Linked DNA regions of Mus musculus: regions 2 and 3 are each linked to region 1. A link is a loop called in an ENCODE intact Hi-C map of the cell type or tissue named here. Cell type or tissue: left cerebral cortex. All regions are shown on one strand. Region 1 overlaps Pkib (protein kinase inhibitor beta, cAMP dependent, testis specific). Region 2 holds the start of Gcc2 (GRIP and coiled-coil domain containing 2). Region 3 has its middle 35 kb from the start of Smpdl3a.

Evidence for each region. Peaks named below come from ENCODE experiments on the same cell type or tissue, not always from the same donor. Only the 100,000 strongest peaks of a DNase experiment are listed, where the experiment ranks them.
Region 2: a loop joins it to region 1, with 6 times the contacts of the local background. A loop is called at or near these places in 8 of 42 quality-filtered maps.
Region 3: a loop joins it to region 1, with 4 times the contacts of the local background. A loop is called at or near these places in 30 of 42 quality-filtered maps.

Annotation. Positions count from the first base shown.
Region 1 is chr10:57,738,921-57,746,920 of GRCm38, reverse strand. It overlaps Pkib (protein kinase inhibitor beta, cAMP dependent, testis specific), which reads right to left. Exons shown (of 5, transcript NM_001039051.2): 5 at 5,809-8,000. Among named protein-coding and RNA genes, the nearest start is that of Fabp7, 42 kb to the left of the region's middle. In left cerebral cortex, CTCF peaks have their summits at 3,049 and 3,263 (motif pointing left); DNase peaks (open chromatin) are centred at 2,565, 3,046 and 3,197; H3K4me3 peaks cover 336 bases.
Region 2 is chr10:58,251,196-58,259,195 of GRCm38, reverse strand. It overlaps Gcc2 (GRIP and coiled-coil domain containing 2), which reads right to left and starts at 3,670. Exons shown (of 23, transcript NM_027375.2): 1 at 3,625-3,670; 2 at 3,314-3,367; 3 at 2,292-2,376; 4 at 888-955. The coding sequence starts at 3,630. It also overlaps Gm9919. In left cerebral cortex, CTCF peaks have their summits at 473 (motif pointing left) and 3,865; DNase peaks (open chromatin) are centred at 3,006, 3,753 and 4,237; H3K4me3 peaks cover 1,863 bases; H3K27ac peaks cover 1,273 bases.
Region 3 is chr10:57,826,025-57,834,024 of GRCm38, reverse strand. No RefSeq gene overlaps it. Among named protein-coding and RNA genes, the nearest start is that of Smpdl3a, 35 kb to the right of the region's middle. In left cerebral cortex, no CTCF peak of the experiment used is centred here; DNase peaks (open chromatin) are centred at 4,060 and 5,245; H3K27ac peaks cover 708 bases.

The DNA of each region.
Region 1 (8,000 bases):
AACCTTGCTTTTCTCTGTGTGTACCACAATGTGAAACTCAACAATCCACCTATGCAATTCTGGTCGCCACTCGGCACCTCTCATCTGAAATACTTGCCATTCCTTTTGAGTTCAGCCTTCCTCTGTGAGTTCACTCCATTGCCTCATTTGTAGCCTTCACTTATCACAGCTTACTCTGTCATGTGACCCACACTGATGCTGCTGCTCATCATTTGGCTGATCCTGAACGGAGGAGACAGCAGAAGCTTTGTAGGAGCACTCAGAGAGGCAGCCATAGAGGGGGCCCTCTTTTCACCCTCTCTGGCCACTGAAGACCTAATAGCTCTATGAGAACTCCAGAGCCATCCGGAACAGGAATGGGGTGCAATGAAGGGGCACAGGAAGCTTTTTTCCACAAGGAAGGAAGTTCTTATGAGTTCAACTCACTGAAATAGGAGGGCTTATCACCAAGGCAACACAGTGTAACATGTACGCAACCTAGGAAAGTTAGGCAGGCATCAGAATGGAACTAAATGTTTCCATATCTTGGAGAGGTAGTAAGGACTGAGGACTCAGCACACTCGTGTAGAATTAAGCTGTCATGCATGAGCATTGAAGAACTTGCTAATAATACCTTCAGTCAATGCTGAGAAACAAAGTCACCAAGTTTGAGTGTACTTTTCTGGAGATCACATGCAATATGCCCCATCTGTCTCCTCTCAAACTAGAAAAAAACAAAATAAGTAGTTCAGGGAAAATAAAATATAAATTTGTTTGCAAGAGTGAACAGGCCATTATTGCCAGAGTTTTATTCTTTTAAAATATCTCAAAAATAAATCCCCAAATTCAAAGACTATCAAGTCTAGGTTGTTAGCTTTCCTATAACTTCAGTTTAAGAAAACTGAAACTCTAGGAATGTGTAATAAAAGAGTACCTGCAAAGAAGCAAAGTATTCTTTCTCCCTCTTTTGGATTTAGTGATGGAATAACCCAGCCGCTGAGCCTCATTTTCTGCTAATAGGCAGAGTTAACTGATCAGTTCATCCCCCCAGTCTCTGATCATCATGGAGTAATCATTGCCTCACTACCTCCTGGTCCATTTCATAAACTTCCATTTTCTTGAGACAGAGATGTTCTGGTCTGAGGAGTGAGACTGTGTACTTGTTAATTATCACTGGGAGGTGAACACCTGCTCCAGAGACCTACAGACAGCCTGTCTGTGTTAACAGAGAATACTAGCAAAGACTGGCTGGTAACAGGAAGCAAGCAGACATGTGTCATGACCCTGCAACCTTTTGTAAAAGTAGTAAAAGCAGAATTATTACAGGGTGTGGCCCTCAGTGCAGAGGAAGTGAAATAAGTTGTGTCTTGTTTTCTCTACATGTTTAGTGACCTTGTGTGTGTACTTAAATCCCAGCTAATAGGCACCAAGAACAAAAATTATTCATTCAATGATTATAGCAGTACCTTAGAAAGAGATGGTATAGCTCATGAGAACCTGGAGGGGAGGCATAAACAGAAGCAAAAGAAACCCCGGGGCGGAGGAATCCACACTGAATTCTGCATCTGCTCTGTAACTTCAAAAGGACTTTGTTATAAATAAAAAGCATTCTTTTTCTTTAAAAAAAAAGATTTAATTATTATGATTAAGCACACTGTAACTGTCTTCAGACACACCAGAAGAGGGCGTCAAATCTCATTACGGATGGTTGTAAGCCACCATGTGCATGTATGTGGTTTCTGGGATTTGAACTCAGGACCTTCAGAAGAGCAGTCAGTACTCTTACCTGCTGAGCCATCTCTCCAGCCCAATAAAAAGCATTCTTGCCTTTAAACACATCCTCACCGTCAATAATCACCTTAACCTTTTAACTCATTTGTGCCTCAGTTTCTCCTGGTGCAAAACAGGGACAATAGTAGTACCATACCACGGGAGTATATGACTTATAAGGACCCATGTGAATAAAGCTCTCAGAATGATATGTGTACATCAGAGAACTATTATGGAAGTGTCTCTTGCTATCTGGGGAGATGATAGAAGTCCACAGTTTGGCTCTCTTACTCCTATATTCCTTTATCTCTCACTTTTCTCACTTCTCTCTCCCCTCTCCTTTCTCTTTGTCTTCTCCTCTCCTCTCTCCCCTCCCCCTTTCTCTCTCTTCTCTCTTTCCCCTGCATTTCTATAATAAACTCTTAAACCATAAAACAAAAAAGAAGTCCACAGTTTGAAAGTTCCATTTCTGAAGCCAGCCTGCCTTGCTTTAAAACCTGTCTTTGCCTCTTACTGGGCTCATCTTGGGTAGCCATTTTGGGCCATGTGCTCTCATGCATAGGGCTATAGTCAGAACTAATTATGTATGAAGCACTTAGGATAATAGTTAATGCTTAGTGTTAGACATTATGTTCTTCTCATGCTATCACTTGCATGTGTCCTCTCTAGGGAAAATACTCCAGTGGTACCAGCAGCTATACTCAGTGCCTTTAGTCCCCAACAGTTCCTTGCCAAGACTTCTTGGCCAGCATCCTCTTTGTACATTCAACGTTCCCACACAGCACACAGTGAGAAAATAGCTATCTCCTCCACCCCCACCCTGGGAAGACCAGGCAAATCAGTTAACCTCATGTCCTTTCTTTTAAGAGTCCCATTTTCTCACTAAGGAGGCTGTGCTCTGATAGAAGATATTCTGCACTAAGGCAAGAATAAAGACGCCCATTCACATGTTATTCACTTGCCTCAAGCTGCTTTGAGAGATCCAAATAAGTCTCAATTGGCAAATAGTGCTTCTAACTTGAAAGGCATCAAAGGCCTATTTGAATCTTAAAGTTTTACACAATTCAGAATTGTTTGTAATTTGATTTTAATAAAAAAAAGCATTGTGCACAACCGTATTAAATTAATAAATAAAATCTAGCTGGTTGTGTTGCATATAAGAAAGAAACTGTTGAATAGAAAAAGCCGTAGCCTTTATACATGCCTAAGTTTATTTTAAAGATGCACTATAGCTCCCTCTCCTGGCACCTAAGTTCAATAGTGTTCCCTAAAATTGAAAAGAAACCAGTAGCCAGATTAGAGTACTTTATTATAGTCCGATAAGGCATCTTTTCAGGGAGGGGTGTGTGTGTGAAAAACTGTAGTTTGGTGATTCCACCCCTGCCCGCTTAAGATAATCCCCACCAACACACAGCAGCATTAGTAAAAACAACGCAACAACAACAAAAATAATCTGGAAACCTAGGGCAATCTGGGCAGATTGGCTTTGATGTGTTAGCGGTAGAGTGACATCGCCACCTGGTGTCCATTTTATGAATTTTCATACATAAGTATTTAATTTTGTGAACATGTAAGCAAAATAATTTACCCAAGAAGCAATATCATTTACCCAATTTTAGGTAGAAATCCACCCAAATCCACACAAACTGGCTGCCTTGCTCTGTCCCTCTTAGTAGCCACCACACTGCGACATCGAAAAATTGATAGGAAAAAGTAAATCCCCGTTATTTTAAATCCAAATCGATTAAAAAAAAATAAAACAGGAATATCTGAACGTCTATTTAGTGCGCTGGGAGCTCTCACAGAACTGCCAAAGTCAAGTCCATGGAATCAAAGGAGTAACAAGCCCTTTGTTCTTAATATCTTACTCTCTGAAGAGTGGCTCCCCAAGGCCTCAGCAGCTGGGCTAGCCCACACCTTGGAGAAGCTGCGCAGTCACATGTGCCCCTCCAAGGCACATGGAACAGAACACATGCGCTCAATATGCTCTGATTTCAAATTTTTGTCAGTGGATATCAGATTGTTTGTATGCTGCTCCTGTTACAGTCTGCAGCTTGGCCGTCCCCCGAAGGGTTCCCTCATCAGAGCCATGGTACTATTCAGAGTAGTGGGAGGTAGGATCTATGATGGAATCTACAGTGAGATGAACCGGTCTTCCAACTGCATGCTCCCACCATGACCTTGCACAGAAACCTGTGAAATCACAAGCACACCTTTTCAGTCTCTCGGTTATCACTGGTACTTCCGTTGTAGTACTCCAAAGGTGCCCAATACTGTCTCAGAATGTCTCTGTGTTCTATTCACTGTCGCGGGAAGCCCCAGGACACACACAAAGGTTAAGTCTGGGAGTAGCACTTTATCTCTCTCCCATCTAGACACTCATCCTTGTCTCCTACAAGTATGGTCATCTACCCAATCTGTGGGTTTACCACAGATTTTCCATTTGGTTCACATTCTGAAAATTAATGATAAGTTAAATGATTATTGGGTTTGTCATCTAAACTCTTTTGTGGGGGGGAGAGAGAGGAGGAGGAAAAAGAAAGAGGAGGAGGAGGGAAAGGGAGAGGAGGAGACCCAAAAGATATGTACTATAAAAAGAGAGAAAACATAAACAAGAGATTAAAAACAAAATATCATGTTAAAATTAAAAAGAAAAGGAGAGAGAAGAGGAGGAGGAGAAAGGAAGGCGGGAAGAAAGAGAGAAAGAAAGAAAGAAAGAAAGAGAGAGAGAGAGAGAGAGAGAGAGAGAGAGAGAGAAAGGAAGGAAGGAAGGAAGGAAGGAAGGAAGGAAGGAAGGAAGGAAGGAAGGAAGAAGGAAAAGCAAACAAATAGCTCTAATATGATTCTCCTTGTATATAGCTTTTCGGTTTCGCTAGGATTCAGGCCGACTGAATAAAACTCTTGTCTGAATGAATATGGACAGTGTGGCCTTTTGGTTTAAGAGAAGCAGTGCACACTCTGGTTCAGAGTTCTGTCCTGACTCTCCGTGGATGCTGTGTGAGTTCTCAAGGCCACCCTCGGAATTTCCTTTATTCACTTGTGGAAATCAGAAGCAACAATTTTGTATGAATATTTCCCTGAAGCATTAAATAGCTTTCTCGTGTGCTTAGCAAACACCATTTCCCCAGGAGCACGGGCTCACGGTTTCTGCTGTGTTATGCTCAATGAGAAATTGGCTCCTGGATTCAACCCGGTGTTAACAACACAAGCTTCAACCTTTCCTTTGAGCCAGGGTTCTGGTTTTTGAATAGCAGCAGGCATTTGACGTTCTGAGAACTGCCATTACTAACTGGGAAGAATAAAGGAAGGCACTAATGAAGCAATCATAGCTTTGGACAAGAAAATACTGTGAAGGTGGAGAAAAGACAAAGGAGGGAGAAGAGATGTCTTGTTACATAATCTGGAAATAAATCAGGGGTCTTAAAGTTGTGGCAAGCCTCTATGCTTTGGCAGATAGCAGCAATTTCTGCTGTGTGTCTGGCACTGTTCTCAGAATTTTGCCAATATTTGGTTCCTTTACCTTTATAATAATTCACCAGCTTACACATTAAGAAACTGGAGCAAAGAGCATGAAATAATTAACCAGGGCCATGAGAGAAAGCCTCTGCATTGAGCTTGGAAGATGCCAGGTATGCAGAGACAGGCTGCTACGCTTGTTGTGTGTTCAGCCGGCCTCTGTCCTGCCCTCCCCCCACCTTCTCTTCATATCCACTCTCCTATGTCCCTGTCCTTTCTCCTCACCTTCATCTCCCCTTCATGCTTTCATCTTTTTTTCTCATGTCTTCTCTCTCTTTGCTCCTCTCTTCTCTCCTCTTTCCCCTCTCTCCCTCTCTCCTCCTCACCCTTTGCCCCCCTGTCTTCTTTGCCCCTTTCTTCTCTCCTACCTTCCTCACTTTTCTGTCCTCTTCTTTCCTCTCTTCCCTCTTCTCTTACTCTTCTCTCCTTCCTCTTCTTCTTCCCCAGTCAACCTCTCCTCTCTCTTTCCTATGCTATCCCTCATCCCTCCCATCATACATCCAATGTTCCCAGACCCCTGAAGATAATGCATTACTTCTTTTTGCAGTAGGATGCTCGACTCTTAGTCACATCCCGATAAGACTCAACATCCCCCTCCCTTATATCACAAAAGCATCCCCAGCACAGGACACAGAATGGATTATGTTTGTTCTCTCTCTTCATTTGGAGAGAGGTAAATTTGTGCACAGCCACTCAATAGCTTTATTGTTTCATTTTAGCCTCATTGTATGACCGGGTTAATTAAAACTGTCTAATAATTAACTCAAGTAGGAGCCGTACACAAAGACAATACAGAAATGAGCTGAAGTCTTTTGTTTATTAGCTACACCTGCCCAGTCAAGCAATTTCCACTGAGAGTGTCTACTTCCTAAAATATAGTACTCTTTACACTAAAAAGAAAACAAAATGCTCATGAGAAATTTGAATTTTGTTTTAAAATAACTTCTAGCCTCAAATTTTCCTTTGTCTTTGCCTCCTAGTGAAATAATAAATATATTCTTTTTCTCTAAATATTCTTTGTCAATGAGTCTGATATCTTTATAAGGCAAATGTCCATATTATATATATATATATATATAATATGTACATATAATATACAATATGCACACATGTAATGGGGCATTGTATATGTGTATACACTATGATATATTGTGATGTAGGAGATACATAATACAGAATATTTATCACTGCTAGTAATAATGACGAAAGACAGTTTGGGTGTAAATGAAAGAAAATGCCATTATTAGCTATGTGTTGCTTATTTTTCTTTATTTTCATAGAAAAAAACTTACTCATTTAAATACTGACTCACAATTATTTTGTTAAACAACTATCATAAAACTCTACTGGCATCCACAAAAAAAGCAAGGCTCTTCTGTTGTCAGATATTTGATTACATTGTAAACCCTGAGATTGTGTTATTTTCTCAAAACCCCTGGTTTTTTGTTGTTGTTGTTGTTTTTGTTGTTGTTGTTTTTGTTTTTGTAGTATGGCTCAGCCCTTTGTACATACCTTTAATCTCTCTGGCTGGAATATAGACATATCCTTAGTACACATCTTTAATCCCAAAAATGAAGGTAAACTTAGTTTGTAGAAGAAAGTGCCTATATTTGAAAGTGATGTCTAATTGAGTGGCAGACAAAGTGATGAATCAGAGGAACATTTGACAGAACAAGAAATGCCCAAACTCTTACGAGATGAGACAGGAAGGGGAAGCTACATAAGAGAGCAGTGCACCCCATCATTCTTCCTGTCTTCCTGCTATGTTCCACTGTACATCCTTTCAAACAGTGAGCCAAAGGATATCCTTCCGCCTTCATTTGGTTGTCTAAGGTATTTTGTCACAGCAACAAGAAACTTTAGAATACTGCTATGAAGAACAGAGCTACTGTGATAAACCTGGTTATGTGCTTCACAGACACACATAAAGCTGCTTTAAGCCAGCTTTGCGGAGGGAGAGTTTTGAGTGCCAGACTGGAAGAAAAAAACCTAGAATGTTAAAAAGAAGTACCTGCTCCCATTGTCTTTGCAGTCAGGAGTCAGAGAGAAATGAACATTGGTGGTCGGCTGACTTTTTCCACTTTACTTTTTATTCAGTCTGGGAGCCTGTGAAGGGATGCTGCCCATCTTCAGGATAAGCCTCATTGAGATCAGCCTCTCTGAGCTACTCTCCCATATATGTTCAGAGGTATATCTCCTGGGTAATTCTAGATCCACCTAAGTTGATAGTGAAGATTAACTGTCATTAATGACATGGATGTCAAGCTGGAGGTCCCTGAAGTTTGCTCTCATAGAATGAACTACATCACTGGTAGGCCTTAGTTAGCAGGCAGAGGCAGTAAGTCAAGGAGATGACTATTATATCAGGCAAATACAAGATACATTTACACTCATTACCTGTCAGACACTTATTAACATGACTGAATTTTTTACAGATGTGGTAAATACTTCCAAGAGTCCATTTCCAATAGAATCTATTCTCCCAACACTATGACTTAGGGACATTTGTAAAATTAGAGTCAACTAACCAATTTAGCTACCAACCTACCTCCTGACCAACAAATAAAGCCAAGTGCCGTGGAGCATGGTGATGATAATAGCCAATGTTTATCAAAACATTTCTTCTGGGCATTATTCAAGTGCTTTACGTATACAGTATCATTACTGGCTACACCCACTGCCTTAGTTTATCGATGCTGTTGTGATAAAATACCCTTCAAAAGCAACTTGGGAGA
Region 2 (8,000 bases), 510 kb before region 1:
GTACGTAATAATTTACGCTTGCCTAGAATGGTGGTGTATGCCTTTAATCCCAGCACTCAGGAGGCAGAAGAAGGCAGATACCCTGTTTCTATTATTTCTTTTGTTTCTAAAATTTCCTGTGCAATCATTCTTAGGTACCCGTAGGGACAAATCTATCAAAACCAACTGTTAATCCAGTCAGTAAGTTTGACCAAGATGCCTAGCAAAGAGGTGTGCAGTGTAAGGAAACAGTGCAAACCTTTACAGGATCACTGTCAAAGTCCAGTTTCAGAACTGCAACAGATCTAAAGGGCAGCCAGAGCAATTCTTTACAGGAAACAGAGGCTTCAGGAAGCCGGAGTGCCATGCGAATGGAGAGACACACTGGAGCCATCTCCTGAAACTGCAACAGGTCTGTGGTGACTGTTACAGGTGCAGGATAAAGGAAATAGGAAGGAAAGCAACTCAAAAGTTAAATGGTACAAAAACTAATAATGACACCTAGTGGTAGGGACCTGGCAAGGTTAGTTGAGATTACAAAGGGAATGTGTTACCATCCCCCACACTGCCTGAGGAGGCTAGAATGGAAGCTATCAAATGTGGGTCGGCAGCCAAGTATAAATCTATCTGCATGTGATGGAAGTGCTACATATGGCCAAGTTTTCTAGGGAGATCAGAGCAGGAAAGGTACTTTAGTACTAACGACAGTCAGGGAGGACTGCCGACTCTTTGTTTGAAGTGAGTCATGTCCCCTTCACTCTGAGTTAAACAACTAGTAGGCTAAACCAAGGCCAGTGATGAGGAGATCAAACGAAGAGCAAGAGTGTCTGCAGCAGGGAGACAGTCCTCACAAAGATTTTATCTATTACTGGGCATTTCCTATAAGTAAACAAAAATTGCCTCATTACCTTAATAATATCATCAGTTCCTCCATCAACAGGTTTTGATTTGAGTTCTTCAACTTCTTTGTCTAATTCTAAATAATAAAAGAGATTCCAGGTCAAAAATCAAGAAAATAATTACTCCTAAACTGACAAGTACATGCTGAGAATCCCAAGCCTATAAATTAGAATGGATTTAAGAAGTGAGTACTCAGAGAAATGGGAACTCCATCCAAACAGCAGCAGTCGTTTTTCTTCTCCCGCTTACTATGAACAACTTCCTTTGGAAGAGCGGCCTACCTTCCCACTCCCCTGCTTTAGTGCACATGAGTACCTGCGCTTCATCTGAAGCTGTACTCACGTCTTCTTCCTTTCCTGTCTTTCCTTATCCGTCCACATAGACGTAGAGGGCTTGCTATGTTGCCCAAGCTGGTGTTGAAATCCTGGGCTCAACGGATGCTTCTGTCTTAGCCGCTAGAAAATCAGAAACCAGGTGTGTGCACCCCTATGACAAACTACCCTGAAAACTTGGAAGCATGTCCCATACATTCTATTATTTTTGTTGTAAATATTTGCTGTATAATCTCAAAGCAATAACTAAATTTCTATCAAACACGTGTATTAATCTATTTCATCAATACAGGTCTAGTTCCAAAGCTTAGGTCATCTCCCCAAATAAATTACTTGAGTACAAACTGTTTCAATTTCTAAAAATAAACTCTATCTGTTCTGGTTAGGAAAACAACAAGAAGAACAAACCCTTGGCGTTTAAAATTTTAAGTTAATGAGAATTCAAGAGTTCTTAAATGGGGCATCGACCAACTCCAGCATGTGCCTATACTTCCAACTTCCCAGAATGTCTGGAGGATTACACCTTGTGCCTTTTACATTTCAGCTGATTTCTCTAAAAGACATATTTAATTTAGAAAAATTTACAACTCATACGAAGTAAAAAAGGGTTTCATTTTACTATTAAAAAGATATTCCAGCCGGATGGTGGTGGTGCACGCCTTTAAATTCCAGCACTTGGGAGGCAGAGGCAGGCGGATTTCTGAGTTCGAGGCCAGCCTGGTTTACAGAGTGAGTTCCAGGACAGCCAGGGATACACAGAGAAACCCTGTCTCGAACCCCCACCCCCACCCCCCTCAAAAAAAAAGATATTCCTCTTGGGGTGGAGAGGTGGCTCAGTGGTTAAGAACACTGGCTGCTCTTCCAGAGGACCTGGCTTCAATTTCCAGAACCCACATGGTGGCTCACAACTGTAACTACAGTTCCAGGGAATCCAAAACTCTAACAAAGACATACATATAGGCAAAACACGCGCGCACACACACACTGAATTAAAAATTCATTTGTTCCTTTACTTATTCAAAGGCAACTGCAGGGCTAGGCATGGTGGTCTACTGAAAAGCTCTGATTTAAACCCAGTACCTGTACACCTTGCTTTGGCTTTCTGCAGGAGCATCATTTGCTTCTTGGCAAACTTGATGAGATCTTCTCTGGGCAACGTTTCTAGCTGAAAGATGGAGTCGTATTATTGAGTTTTAAAACCCATGCTTTTAGTACGGCCACCAAAAGAAACACAGTGTCTGCCGAAAACCAAAGAGAGACACTCTAAACAGTTGAGCCAGTCACATTTTTTAAATTGAGAAACGTAACTTCAATAACTAAAAGTAATTAGGTGAATGGAAAATCAAACCAAAACCCCAGCACAAAACTCTTACAGAGAACACTGAGTTCTCTAGCTGTACAAGAAGGGCTTGGAACTCAAGATTTCTCGAGCTGTAGAACTCATTCTGTTGGAAGCTAACAACATAACTACATTCACAGGTGAATCGGGTCACATTTAGACTTCAACTAAAATATTAGGGTTTACTAACTGAAAATTACTTAATCTTTGTGCACAACGTTTCCTCATCTGCAGAATGAGAATAGGGAAGATACGTATTTCAGGAAGCTTACCTGAAAGAATCTGTTACTTCAGCAAATGCCTAGAAATCAGTCTTCAAACACTACATTTTGGTAATAAATTGTGCCCCTACCTTTCTGAATCACTTAGCATAAAACATTGCACAGTGCTGTAAGAACAACCTTATTCCACCCTCAACTCTGGAGCTGGAGCCAACAGGATATAGTTCCTTGCTTCTTCCTGCCTCTTATCTAATCCCCTCGGCTTCGTGTCACTGTGTAAACTTTCATTAAACAGACTAGCTAAATGTTTGAAATACAGCATCGTGCTAACAAGGAGCAGGAAGTAAACAAACTGCTCGCACATCAGGAAATTTAAAAAAGAACAGGAAATCTGTAAGTAAATTAAAATGAAACTCCCTGAGGAAAGGTTAGTTCTTTTTTTTTTTTTTTTTTTTTTTTAAATAATTCTCCCCATGCCAAAGTTTTCCGATTCATTAACCTTATGCGCTACAGGGAACCAGGCGGCTGAGTGCTCTCCTCACCTTGGATTTCGGGGTCCCGGAGGGTGCTGCAGCTACGGCATCTGGAGCAGAATCCTGTAAAACAAACCATAAAAAGAGCTCATCCCAATTCCAGGTACAAGGCGCGGCCAAACAAATCTGTGCAGAGGAGGACCCCTTTAGGCGGTAGGGACCGGAGCTGGGCCGTCGCCACGGCCGGAGCCAGCACCAGGTTCAATGCCAAGCGCCGCGGCGGGGGTCTGGGCGCGAGGGCGGGGACAGGGTGCTCCCATGCCCTCCCACCCCTCGAGCGGCACAGCGGGCCAGCGGGGCGGCGCGACGCCCACCGTTACCTCCATCGCGGCTGCGACCCGCGGCTGCCTCCACCGCCTCTTCAGGAGTCTCGGCTGCTCCGCCTCCGAGGCTGCCGAGCGCGGGTCAAAGGTCTCGTTACGAGGCGACTACGCCTCCCCGCGTCTCCAAGGCTACGCAGAGCTGGCACTTCCGCTTCCTCCTTGGTGTCCGGGAGGAAGTCGTCTTTGCGCAGGTCCCCTGGCCGGTGCCGGAACGCGCTGAGTCGCCCTGCACTACTACCCTGTGCCAGGTGACAGGTTTGAGCACACGTTCCTTTGATCACTTCGTTTTCTAATTTTTAAAGATGTGCTTTACAAATATAACTATCCCGACTAGCAGGCATATGTGAAACAAATAGTTTTATAGGTGACTTTAATTCTGTCATGTTCAAAATAGGTTCCTCTGTGAGTAGTAATAAGGAATAAATTACTGAATCCGTTACTTTCTCAGGAGTTTCAAAATGCTGGCATGCTGTCTCTGTATTGCTAAATATTAATTTGCCGGCTGAGGTGCTTCTCGTGTTGTTTATATTGTCAACTTGAAAGGATCTAGAATCATCTAGGAGAGAGCCTCTAGACATGTATGTGAAATTTATCTAGATTAGATTACTTGAGCTATGGAGACCCCCAGTAACTGTGGGTGGCAGCATTCCACAGACTGGTAACCCTGGTTGCATAAAAAAGGATAACTCAGACTGAATTCCAGCATTCACTTCAAAGAACCCATCGAGGTCACAGTGTGGGAAGGTACACGTGACTAGTCTGATGAGGGCCCTCCCTTGTGGTTACGAATGAGAGAAGACAGGGTAAAGAGATTCCAGGTTCTGTCAAGAGTCCTGCAGGCCTTCTTTTTCCTTGTAGTTGCTCACAAGGGGATGAAGGCAAGATAAGGAAGATAAAACCAATCCAAACCCCAGAGGACTCTAGAGAAGGAAGATACTACAATATAGATTTTCGTTGTTATTGTCTAATAGAACACGTTTAGACTGACCTAGACCCTAAAATAATGCCTGATATTTTTCTATAGTTAAGCCTGGCCTAAACATAAACTAGAGGACAGAGCAAGTGGCCGCTGGTGGCGAATATTAATTAACATGTTGTATTTTCATAGGTGAGAGGGTGTTTTTCAGCAGGTTTTTCAGGTTGTCTACTTCCAGGTGTAGACATACACTAATTGCAGGTATAGGCCTTCAAGCAGTTGGGCCCTCACCCCCAAGTAGAGCCAGAGCGTTTTCCAAGTTCCGTATGGGAAAAGCCAGGTGTTTTTGTTGGTTTTGATCATGGCTTCTGGAAGTCATATGGCATGACCTTTACAAAATATAAAGACATCAAATTCCCTGGTAATACCGTGAGGGGAGAAAATCATTACCCCCTGTCAGTCCTCAGTCCCAATACACAGCCCAGCAAGCGGCTGTGTGCCTTCTCTCTTATTTCTCTGATCCTTCAGGAACAGTTATTTTTTTCAGTTTTACAGTGGTGGACCAAATTCCTTCTGTTCGTCAGGTTTCTTGCACTATTTAAATTCAGTGAGAAGCTGGGTCTAGAGGTGGGATTTTCCTGTAGATACATTTTTTTTTTAAATCTTAAATTGCCCTCTGACTGAAACATCATGATTTGTATCATGCTGGTCTCCTAACTTTGTATTCAGAGAAAGGAGAACAGCAAAATAGCCCAAGGTAAAAAGCATTAGGTTCTTGAAAAGAGCTGAAGAGTAAACTATTCCCAAAAGAGAGTACAATTGTTTACCCCTTGAAATAAGAACAGCTTCAGTACCCTGAGCTAGCACCGATTTGAATATAAGCTCCCTGAGGACTAGGTTTCTTGGTACCTGAAGGCACCATGTAAGCTTCCAGAGAAGGGAACAACAGTCCTTTCCGGCTATGCCACCTTTGAACCACATCCACCAGCACAGCCTGGTAATCAGAGTTCAGTATGACAAGTATGCCTTGGACTTCATTGGACTAATTTGACTTAAGACCTGCTCAACAAGAGGGAAGCCATGCCTCATGGAAACCAACCTAACTACTCAGTGCTACTTAAGTTGTGGTTGTTGGAGGAGAGTCTACAACCATTAATTTACTAAGCCAGCATAACCCCCAGCAATATAAATACTTGTACCCTCAGATGAGTATAGTCTTTACCCCTCATCAAGGAAACTTTTCTTTGCAACAGGTGGAGCCACTAAGAAACCCACAGTCTATCAGTATTCAGAGTATGGAGCTCAGTCCCAAGGGATCTGGCTACAAAATACTCCCACACCTCAGGCTCAGAGAAAATTGAGGAGGAAGGGGTGGAAAGATTTTGAGAGGCAGAGAATCAGGAAGTATGGTGTGAGATTCTGTCTCCTAGTAATGCCAGAATGTAATCTCACCAACATGACTGCCCAAGAATGAACAAGGATGACATCGGTGGACATGGCAAAGTGGGAAGAGAAGAGAGCATTAGGCCTCCACTCCACATAAAGAACTACAGGTATCTGAGGAGAGCTGGGAATCAGAGAGGTGGTCCTTCCCAAGGAAGGGTACATGAGTTGGTTGTCCAGTACCAAATAGTCCTGAAAACATAATACAAGTAACATGAACTAAAGAGGCTATATTTTGGAATATATATGTATTTTGTACATATATGCATGCAATAACAACTTATGAAAAAATCCATGAATTTGATGGAGAGCAAAGAAGGTTATATTAGAAGGGTTTTGAGGGAGAAATGAAAAGGGAGAAATGTAATTATTGCTAACCTACCCTGGTCAGAGAGACTAAGTCTTTGCATATTGAAGGTTATGTGAAAAGATTTATATGGGATGTCCAGGGGACTCCAGGTTTAAGAGTAATTAAAACAAAGCACTTTTCAAAAAAGCAAGCAAGACATGAGGTAACATTTATAGTTACCTTAAGCAAATACAAGTGCATTGAGAGAATAACACCTGGTGTTATATCTTATCACCTTTGGCCACCTGACAAGGGCCAAGAGTATTCTCCCAGACCTTTGTCATTCCCACACAGATATTGTGCACATGCCAGGGTATCCCCTTCATGTCCTTGCTTTCAAGTGCTTTCACTTATCATAGTTCATGCAATTCTTTCTAGAAGGAAGCCTTGTGAAAGAACATTCTGCACTCCACCCATCATTCACAGTAAGTTTACAGTTTTTGTACATAGGCTCCCACAATTATAATCTCAAAAATAAATTACAAAAAGAAATACAAATAGCTAGTAAGATACTTCTTTTTTTTTTTTTTGAAACAGTGTTTCACTATATAGCTCAAACTGTTCTGGAATACACCAGGTAGACCAAGCTTGGCCTTGAACTCATAGATCTGCCTCTGACTCCTGAGCACTGAGATTAAAGGTGCATACCCCTATGCTCATCTAGTAAACATTTAAAACCTATTCAATGTCCTTGGATATTAAGTTAACACAGATTAAAACGAATTCAAGATTCTATTTTGCAGGATGCCTCTGATCAGGAATACAAGTGGCAGGCAATACTACTGTGGATGTGCAGAAAGGGGTATAAACTAGTACAACCACTATGAAATCATCTGGATGCTTCCCCAAAACTATAAATAGAACTACTATAATGTAACCCAACAATACCACTCATGGGGAGATAAAGAAAGAACTTTAATCCTACTGTGGAGATAACTTGCGCATCCTTGCTAATTTCTACTTTATTCACTATAGCTAGGAAATCATACCAACCTAGATTTCCATCAAGTGTTGAATAGATCAGGAGAATGTGGTCCTATACACAGTTGGAATGTTACTCAACTGTGTGAGAACATCTTGGAATTCACAGATAAATGGATGAAACTTGAAAAAAAAAAAGGTAGAACAGTAGTTCTCAACCTGTGGGTGGAGACTCGTCTGGTGATCAAAGAACCCTTTCATAGGGGTCTTGTGAGACCATCTGAATATTTGATATTTGTATAATGATTAATGTCAGTAGCAAATTTATGGTTATGAAGCTGCACAGAATAGAATTTTATGTTTGTGGGTCATCATAACATGAGAAACTGAATTCAGGGGTTGCAGCATTAGGAAGGCTGAGAACTACTACACTAGAATAAAGTTCAGAAAGACAGTGTATATATATATTCTCTCTCATATGTGGCTACTAGCTTTAAATCTTTTGTTTTCTGTGTTGAACTTGGAATCCATGTGGTATTTAGGTAATTAGAAACAGGCTGTTGGGGAGTATACCTATTAAGAGAAAGGAGATAATAAAATATAGTAAAATGTAAATAGACAGGAACTAGGGGTTGACAAGGAAAAATTATAGAGAGGACTGGAGGATGGGGAAATAAGTCAGTGGGAAAAGTCTTAAATGAAGTGGAGTATAAAAGTTATATGGAGACGTTTGATCTTGCAACA
Region 3 (8,000 bases), 87 kb before region 1:
GCATCCACATCTATATTTATCAGGCACTGGCAGAGCCTCTCAGGAGACAGCTACATCAGGATCCTGTCCCCAGATCTTACCATATAGCCATTTGGTTGTTTCTGGGTTGTATGTTTTTATGGTCTAGTAGTTCCTTCTCGTGCATGTTTTCAGTTCCAGTAAGCCTCTCAGCGAATATACAAAATAGGAAATTCCAAATATTTCAGAAAATCCCCAAAATTAAAAGCCAAGAAATTTAAATTTGATTCCAATCTGAGTAATGATGAACTCCCATGTCACTCTGGTTTGTCATGCAAAAGATATAAATCATAAATTTTTTTAGTTTCCACACTCTGTATATACTTTTCATCCTTTGATCCTGAGTGAATCCGAAGTTGGGAACAGCACAAAATGAAACAATGTTATTTAAGAGAATAGACTAGACATTTCACTTTGGGAGGTAAGGGTTCAACCATCTGTGAATACGAGTATTCAGAAGAGGGCAAGAAGACAGTGAGATGGTAAGTGTTGAGGACGATCAAAACCAATATGGCTAGTAGAAGATAAAGAATCGATTACATAACAAGGATGGAAATGTGCATAAAACAAGAGTCTGATAACCTTGAGATAACAGTGATTAGTATTTTTAGCCTCTGGGCATAGTGTCAGTGCCTGTGATCCAGGTGTAGAGATGATTAGTGTTCTTTGGAGCAGATAAATGCTAAATAAGTCTCCCAGGTTTATGTTTCCTGATTCCATTCAAAACCCTCTTTCAAATGGTGCTTTATTATCTCCCTTTTACTCTCACAATAGCTGATAATGTGACCACAGAGACATGAATCATGTCACATCATCCTAGGGGAGGTATGCATAATCAAATAGTATAATTTTGAGTGACAACTGGGACCATATTCATATAACTTATACTACAGAATAATCCTATAGTGGATCCATCGTAATTGGTCTAGTTTATTATTGTCATGACTAATTTTTGTTTTGTCTAATTTATAAATCAAACTTAATTGTGTTCATAGATGGATAGTAATAAACAAAGAACATATTGGACTTTTTGCTATCTGCAGTTTCAGGTATCAGTAGGAAGCCTTGGAATGTGGAATATGATTACAGGGAAACTGTTAGAAACTGCACCATAGACAGTAAACTGTTTCATTGAGTTCTGGGAGTTCATTTAGAAAATTTGAAGGTCAAAAGGTGTGCTTGGTGGGATATGGAACTGCCTCAGTTTTGTCCACAGTCACTAAGCATGATTATCTCATGCTTGGGGCGAGGGCATGATTATTGCCAGCTGCAGATAGTTTAATTCTGGGGACTCTGGAGAGGGTATAAACTCAAGACCTTCAAGAGTGCTTGGGTGGCTGCTGCTTCTCACTGCTGGTGCTTCCATTGCTGTTGTATTTGCTATTGCTGGGCTGCTGGACTACTGGACTGCTAGACTGCTGGATTACTGGATTACTGGATTGCTGGATTGCTGGATTGCTGGATTGCTGTTTTGCTGTTGGCTTCCTGTTGGTTTGCTGCTGGTTTGCTGGACTCCCAGATATTCTGACTAAAAAGACTGGATTTGCCCCCAAAGAACCTATCTACCTTGAATTCCTTCCAAGCTGATTGAAAAACCCCACACACAGTGTTCCATCACTGAAAGTATTTTTAATAGTCATGATATTGGTTTAAAAAATAAAGGTCGATGCTTTTTTGTACAATTTGGTTTCCAGGCATGAAGGTATTCAGATCTTTTTCTCTCTTTTATTTTTACCTTTTTGATTTTTTTTTTTTGAAACATGGTTTCTCTTTGTAGCCCTGACTGTCCTGGAACTCAATCTATGGACCAAGCTAACCTCAAACTCAGAGATCTTCTTGTTTCTGCCTCCCAAGTGCTGGGATTAAGAGTATTGCCAAGACCTGACTAGTATTAGGTTTGCAAAATTAATTTTTCTATCTTTCTTTCCTTCTTCTTTTTTTTTTTTTTAGTTTGTATGTGCACTGGCTCCTTCTGTGTGTCAACTTGACACAGCTGGAGTTATCACAGAGAAAGAAGCTTCAGTTGAGGAAATGCCTCCACGAGATCCAGCTCTAAGGCATTTTCTCAATTAGTGATCAAGGGGGAAAGGCCCCTTAGGGTGGGATCATCTCTGGGCTGGAAGTCTTGGGCTCTATAAGAGAGCAGGCTGAACAAACCAGGGGAAGCAAGCCAGAAAGAAACATCCCTCCATTGCCTCTGCATCAGCTCCTGCTTTCTGACCTGCTTGAATTCCAGTCCTGACTCCCTTTGGTGATGAACAGGAACATGGAAGTGTAAGCTGAATAAACCTTTTCCTCCCCAACTTGCTTCTTGGTCATGATGTTTGTGCAGGAATAGAAACTCTAACTAAGACAGCATGTAATACAGTTTTTAACCTAGTGTCTTAGGATTTTATTGCTGTGAAGAGACACCATGACCATGCAACTTTTACAAAGAAAAACATTTAATTGGAACCAGCCGTCAGTTTCAAAGTTAGTCCATTATTACCATGGCAGGAAGCATAGCAGCATCCCAGCAGACATGGTGTTGAGGAGCTGAGAGTTCTATATCTTGAACATAAGGCAACAGAGCAACTGTGAGCTATGCTGGGCATAGCTTGAGCATAGAAGACCTCAATGCCTGCCCCACAGTGATCAACTTTCTCCAACAAAGCTATACCCCTTAATAGTGCCACTCCCTATGGGCCAAGCTTTCAGCCATATGAGTATATGGGAGTCATTCCTATTCAGACAACCACACCCAGTAAGGTCAGCAAAATTTGAAATGATACTGAATGGTTTGTCATATTTTGTAAAAACAGGACAAAGTGCACACCCAGAAAAAATTCTTCCTCTCTTTCTCTGGGCATGAAGCCATACTACCTTCAAGATTTAAATGTTGTCATCATATAATTCTAGACATAGGATAAATATTTGGGTGTTCCATGAGGCCCTTTCACCTACATTTACACAAACAAACACAATGAATGTTACATATTTCAAAGTTAACATTTCTGAACAATGTTTCTGAGCATACTAGAGGGTGCTGTGGCCTGGGCCTGGTAGACCCAGGCCTCAGATGAGCTAGGATCATTTGCAGAAGAGCTGAAGAGGCAGCCATCGCAAACACTTTCTGGTTGCCTTGTACAAGTCAGTTTTTCTAAAATCTTTCTTCTTTATTGCTCATCCAATAATAACATGTAAAAGCTAATGTGCCCAAGTAGAGAGAGGTCAGAGGTGGAGTTCAGAATTAAGAGCCAGGGGAGGGAAATTAAAGTCTGAATACCAGCGCTTACTTTAGTAAGAAATGAAGGGGTAGTGGTTATGGACTTTGTGTGGTTAGAACAGAGAGCAGTGCACAAAAGAACTGGATTCTTGTTCAGCGTTGTTGTCTCTGGAGTCAGAAGCCAGATCTGCCTTCATGTTGTATAGGTGCAGGAACACCGAGGACAGCTCCAGCTCATAAACTTTTGCTACAAACTTCATGAGGGAGAATTTCAAGTGATTTTCCCCCACCTCAAAGAACTCCTTCATTTTTAACAAAGCCTGACATCTGGGCCTTTCTTTCCCTAAATATTGTAGTGGAAATCCAGTATATAGTTATAAATTCAGGATATTACAAAAAGAAATACAGCCAAAGGGAAACATACATACAGTAGCTGTGATAGAAAGAGAAAACAAAAGGCACACTAGGCCTGATTAAGTCTGCTTTAAAGTTCTGCAATCAAAAACAGTGCAATCATCTTCATCATCTTCATCATCATCACCATCACCACCACCACCATCATCATCACCACCATCATCATCATCGTCGTCGTCATCATCATCATCATCATCATCATCATCCCCTGTTGGTAAGGAGAGTGTATTTTTTGATCATAATGACTTCATGGGAGCAAAAAACACTAGGAGAAGTTGAGAATCCCGAGTCACTCTTGTTATATAAACACTGTCTATAGCAGTGCTGGGTGGATGCTCTATTTTATTACACTCTCCCAGCTTTAAACAGGCTTGGAACTGTGGAGAATGTTGAAAACACTGTCTGGGACTAATTTTGCCTAAGATGGCATGCAAAATAACCACCTCATAGTCAAAGAAAGCCTTATAGTTCTTTCTCCTCCAGGCTTCAAAAGTAAGATGTGGCTTGGCTGGTAGAGTGCTCAACTAGCATGCATGAATGTGGCAGTTTCTATGACAACCACAGCCCGCAGAGTCATGGTCCAAGAAGATCATTTGGTTCAAGACGATTAAGTAGCCAGAAATGGATCAAACTTCAAGAGTCGGATGCCCAACTAATTTATTTCAGGCATCCTTAAGCACAGCACAATTTGGTGAACATTTTCCTGGTGGTAATCAACTCAATTCTGTATGTACAATAAAGATTATGACTATGACAAACATCTTTGTAAAGTACATGTGATAAGGATGAATTCTATGTATTGCTAAGGTCACAATAAGGGTCTGGAGAAGAATGCACTTTGGTTTGGGCCACACAGACAGTGTAAAGGTCACCAGATTAGAACAGATGTCCACTCCTGGCTTTCTAGGCAGAGAACAGATTATACACCTCTCCCTTTGAGGGGATAACCCTGTGTGTTTAGCCTTCCTGTTTCACCTCGTGCTTATCTGCAAACACAGGGAGCCTGTACCTCCTGCACATGATACCTTAGAATAGATCCATAATCGTTTGTAAACTGAGTACAATGTAGTTCCTGCCTTCAAGTGGTAGAAACAGGAGGATCAAAAAGGTCATCCTCCATTGGAGGGCAGTGTGGGATACATGAGACCCATGTCAACAAATTGAAAGAAGGAGTAAGAGGAGGGAAAGGGAAGCTGTAAGGAAAGTATAGTTCGAAGTCATCCTAATTCTAAGTACTCATCACTGAATTAAAATGTTGGGGTCGGCACCTTTTCTTCTAGATCATTTCAAGTCAGGAACCGAAATGCATTTGAGAGATGTTGAAAGGGGAAAGGGGACTTGCTATGTGTGGTATTCCATTGTAAAGGCTCAGAGAAAAAAGGAAGGGCTGTGGGGAAGTGAGCGGAGTGATTCCTGCAGATCTTGAACTTGACCTCTGGGAGAACCGACATTGTCTGCACTGCCCTTACAGCAGCTAATTCTCTTCAACTCCAAGATGGCTAGTAAAGAAAGCAGATGACCTCACTACAAGCCTTTAGAAAGAACGATCTGCCTCATTTCCGTTTTTCACTGGGTTACATACAAGAGGTTTCCATGGTTCAGGCAGCCTTGCTGCAAGCAATGCAAAAATCTCACAATAAGAATAGAGACTGCACAAAGGCAGAGGGCTTGACGCTGTGTGAAACTCAGGACTTGCTCCAATAGAGAGGGTAGCAAGAGGGGAAAAGAACTGTCAAGAACCCACATCCAGTTGTGTTCTATGTGAAATTTCACCAGTCATATAAAGCATCTATGGAATATCTCCATTCGCTGAAAGCAAAAATGAGAGCATTTCAAAGAACGATGGTCATAGGAAAGAAATGTAAAGAAAATGACCAAGCCACAGACAAGAGAATAAAACAACCATTGAAAAATTTACTAACTTTTGTCCTCTTTTATTTTGTATAATTTTTTAGTTTGCGTGTACATGTGTGTGTGGCTGCATATATGGGTGCATGTGTTTGTGATATATGGTTGAACTTATATGTATGTGCATCAGAGTCTTAAGGAGACAGGGAAAGTGGAAGCAGAAGGATTCCTACAACTTGCTGGCCAGTCAGTCTATCCTAGGTGATGAACTCCAGTGCCCATGAGAGATTCTGTCTCAGAAAATAAGGTAGAGAATCAATTGAGGATAAGACCTCTGGCTTCCACAGACATGCATACACACTTGCACATGCATACACATTAAATGATAAATAAATAATAATGTAAAAAATATATCAGTCATCTCAAAAATATTCTCTATGGAAATTATTTCCTGCTGGGATTGCATTTGCAAGTAAGTTTCCTTTCTCAATCAATTTGCACTTTCTTGTGTCTTTTTCTATCCTGACATTGGCCTCTTTGAAGACTGCAGGCCAATTGTAAAGTGTTCCTCAATGTGAGTGTGAGTTGTGTCCTTGGCTGTGTTTGTGGTGTGTGTTTTAGACAGGCAAAGTGCATCCTTTGTCCATCACATAAGGAGTCCTGGGCTGGCACCACTGATAACAGCATTTACTATGAATCCTCACATAAGGAGGTTTCTCTGCTACAGTGTTAAAATTTTTACTTTTTTTCAAGTCATTTGTAATCTGTAGAGATACTTAGAGCTAATGTTATACACTGTCTCTTTGAAAATGACTTCCCAGTCCCTGGCCAGGTGATCCATACCTATAAACTCAGAAAACTTAGAAAACCAAGGCAGGGGAATTGTGACATTAAGACAATCCTAGAATACATTATGAAATTCTATCTCCAAAACAAATATAGATTTTTCTCTCAATAGTTTTAGTTTGATGAAACTTATTTCAGGTAATTATTGAATGTTAGCACACAGAATTGCTCCTTTAAGTGAACAAATGTGTAACCTGTTTTTGTTTTTGTTTTTGTTTTCCAGAAAGCTGTTGGTAGGCATGCATTGTAGTCTAGTGAACTCTGGACTATCTATATAGTGGAACACTCCACCTCTTGACCCAAAGCATAAGCCTGTTTTTCTCAGTCAATGCATAGAACTCACATTTATGGTGGGTGTTACATGTGCTTTACAAAGAGTTCAGATGTAGTCAGGTCCAATCTTTATTTAGGCTACTTTGATCCTTGAAAAGATCTATGTATGCTTTACGGTGCACGCTGGATTTAATTAATTATCACCAGAAAGTTTTCTCCAATACTTAAAGATATCCCTAAAATAAACTACTTGGAGTCTGACTCCAGAATTAGAACCAACACTCACTACTTTTACCCCATCTGCCTTCTTGCCTCCCATGGACTATCACCCTGCTGCTGTGGAGGCTACAGAGACCCCTGTATATAACCTGAGTGTTGGTATTTGTCTACAGGACATATTCCTAGGAAATAACTGAGCAGCATTTCTGGTCGAGAAATACTTGTAAGACTCTAAGGTCCTTATAAGAAAAGTTATATATTCAGGCAAGATGAACCCCAAAACAACTGCACATAGTAGAAATTTTTAGGTCTCAGACATTGAAACAAAAGAAAGAGATCAAATCTCAGAGTAGCCTTATTGCAATGGAAATTTCCCAAGTGAAATGATGGGGAAAGAATGCTAACCAATCCAAGCAAATGTGGGTTCTACAGGAAACCATTACTCTTGGTTAATTAGCATTCTTGGCTTGAGACATGGTGTTCTATTGGTAGAGCATTGGCTCTTAAGCAGTAGGGAAAGCCTTCAATGATACAATTGAAAAAATATTTCCTGGGAGATAGGGTAATAGCTCAGTTGGTAAAATGCTTGTTATACAAACAAAAGGACCTGAACTTGTTTCCCAGAACCCATTCAAACAAAACAAAACTCTGGTGTGGTAGTGTATGCTTGTAATCCCAGAACTAGGGAAGTGGACACAGGATGGATGATTCTTCAGATTTGCTTGCCAAACTTCCCTACTCAATGAGCGCCAGGTGCATGAGTGGCCCTGTTCCAAAACCCCAAGGTGAACAGAGAGGAAGTAAGACCCCCCTGGGTTGTTAAATGACTTCCACCTTCACACATGTACACACAGACGCGCACACACACGCACACACACACACGTGGACTACACACAAAACATGTTTGTACATACTAAAATGTTCATGTATTCATTTAGTGTTTTCTGAGATAGGAAATATATATTCTTCTTAACATTCATGAGCAAAATAGAAGATACTCCCAAAAGCCAAAAGTTTTAGCATGAGGGATTGTGTCTTTAAACTGCAACTCTACCTCTTCCACCTCTAGATGTAAACTCTCTAGGTGTTCATGGCTTTATGCATCCTAAAGTGGCCCTCACTTATCACTGGCCTATCTGCTCAGTCCTTCTTAGGTAAGCTGTTGAGAGATATGAGC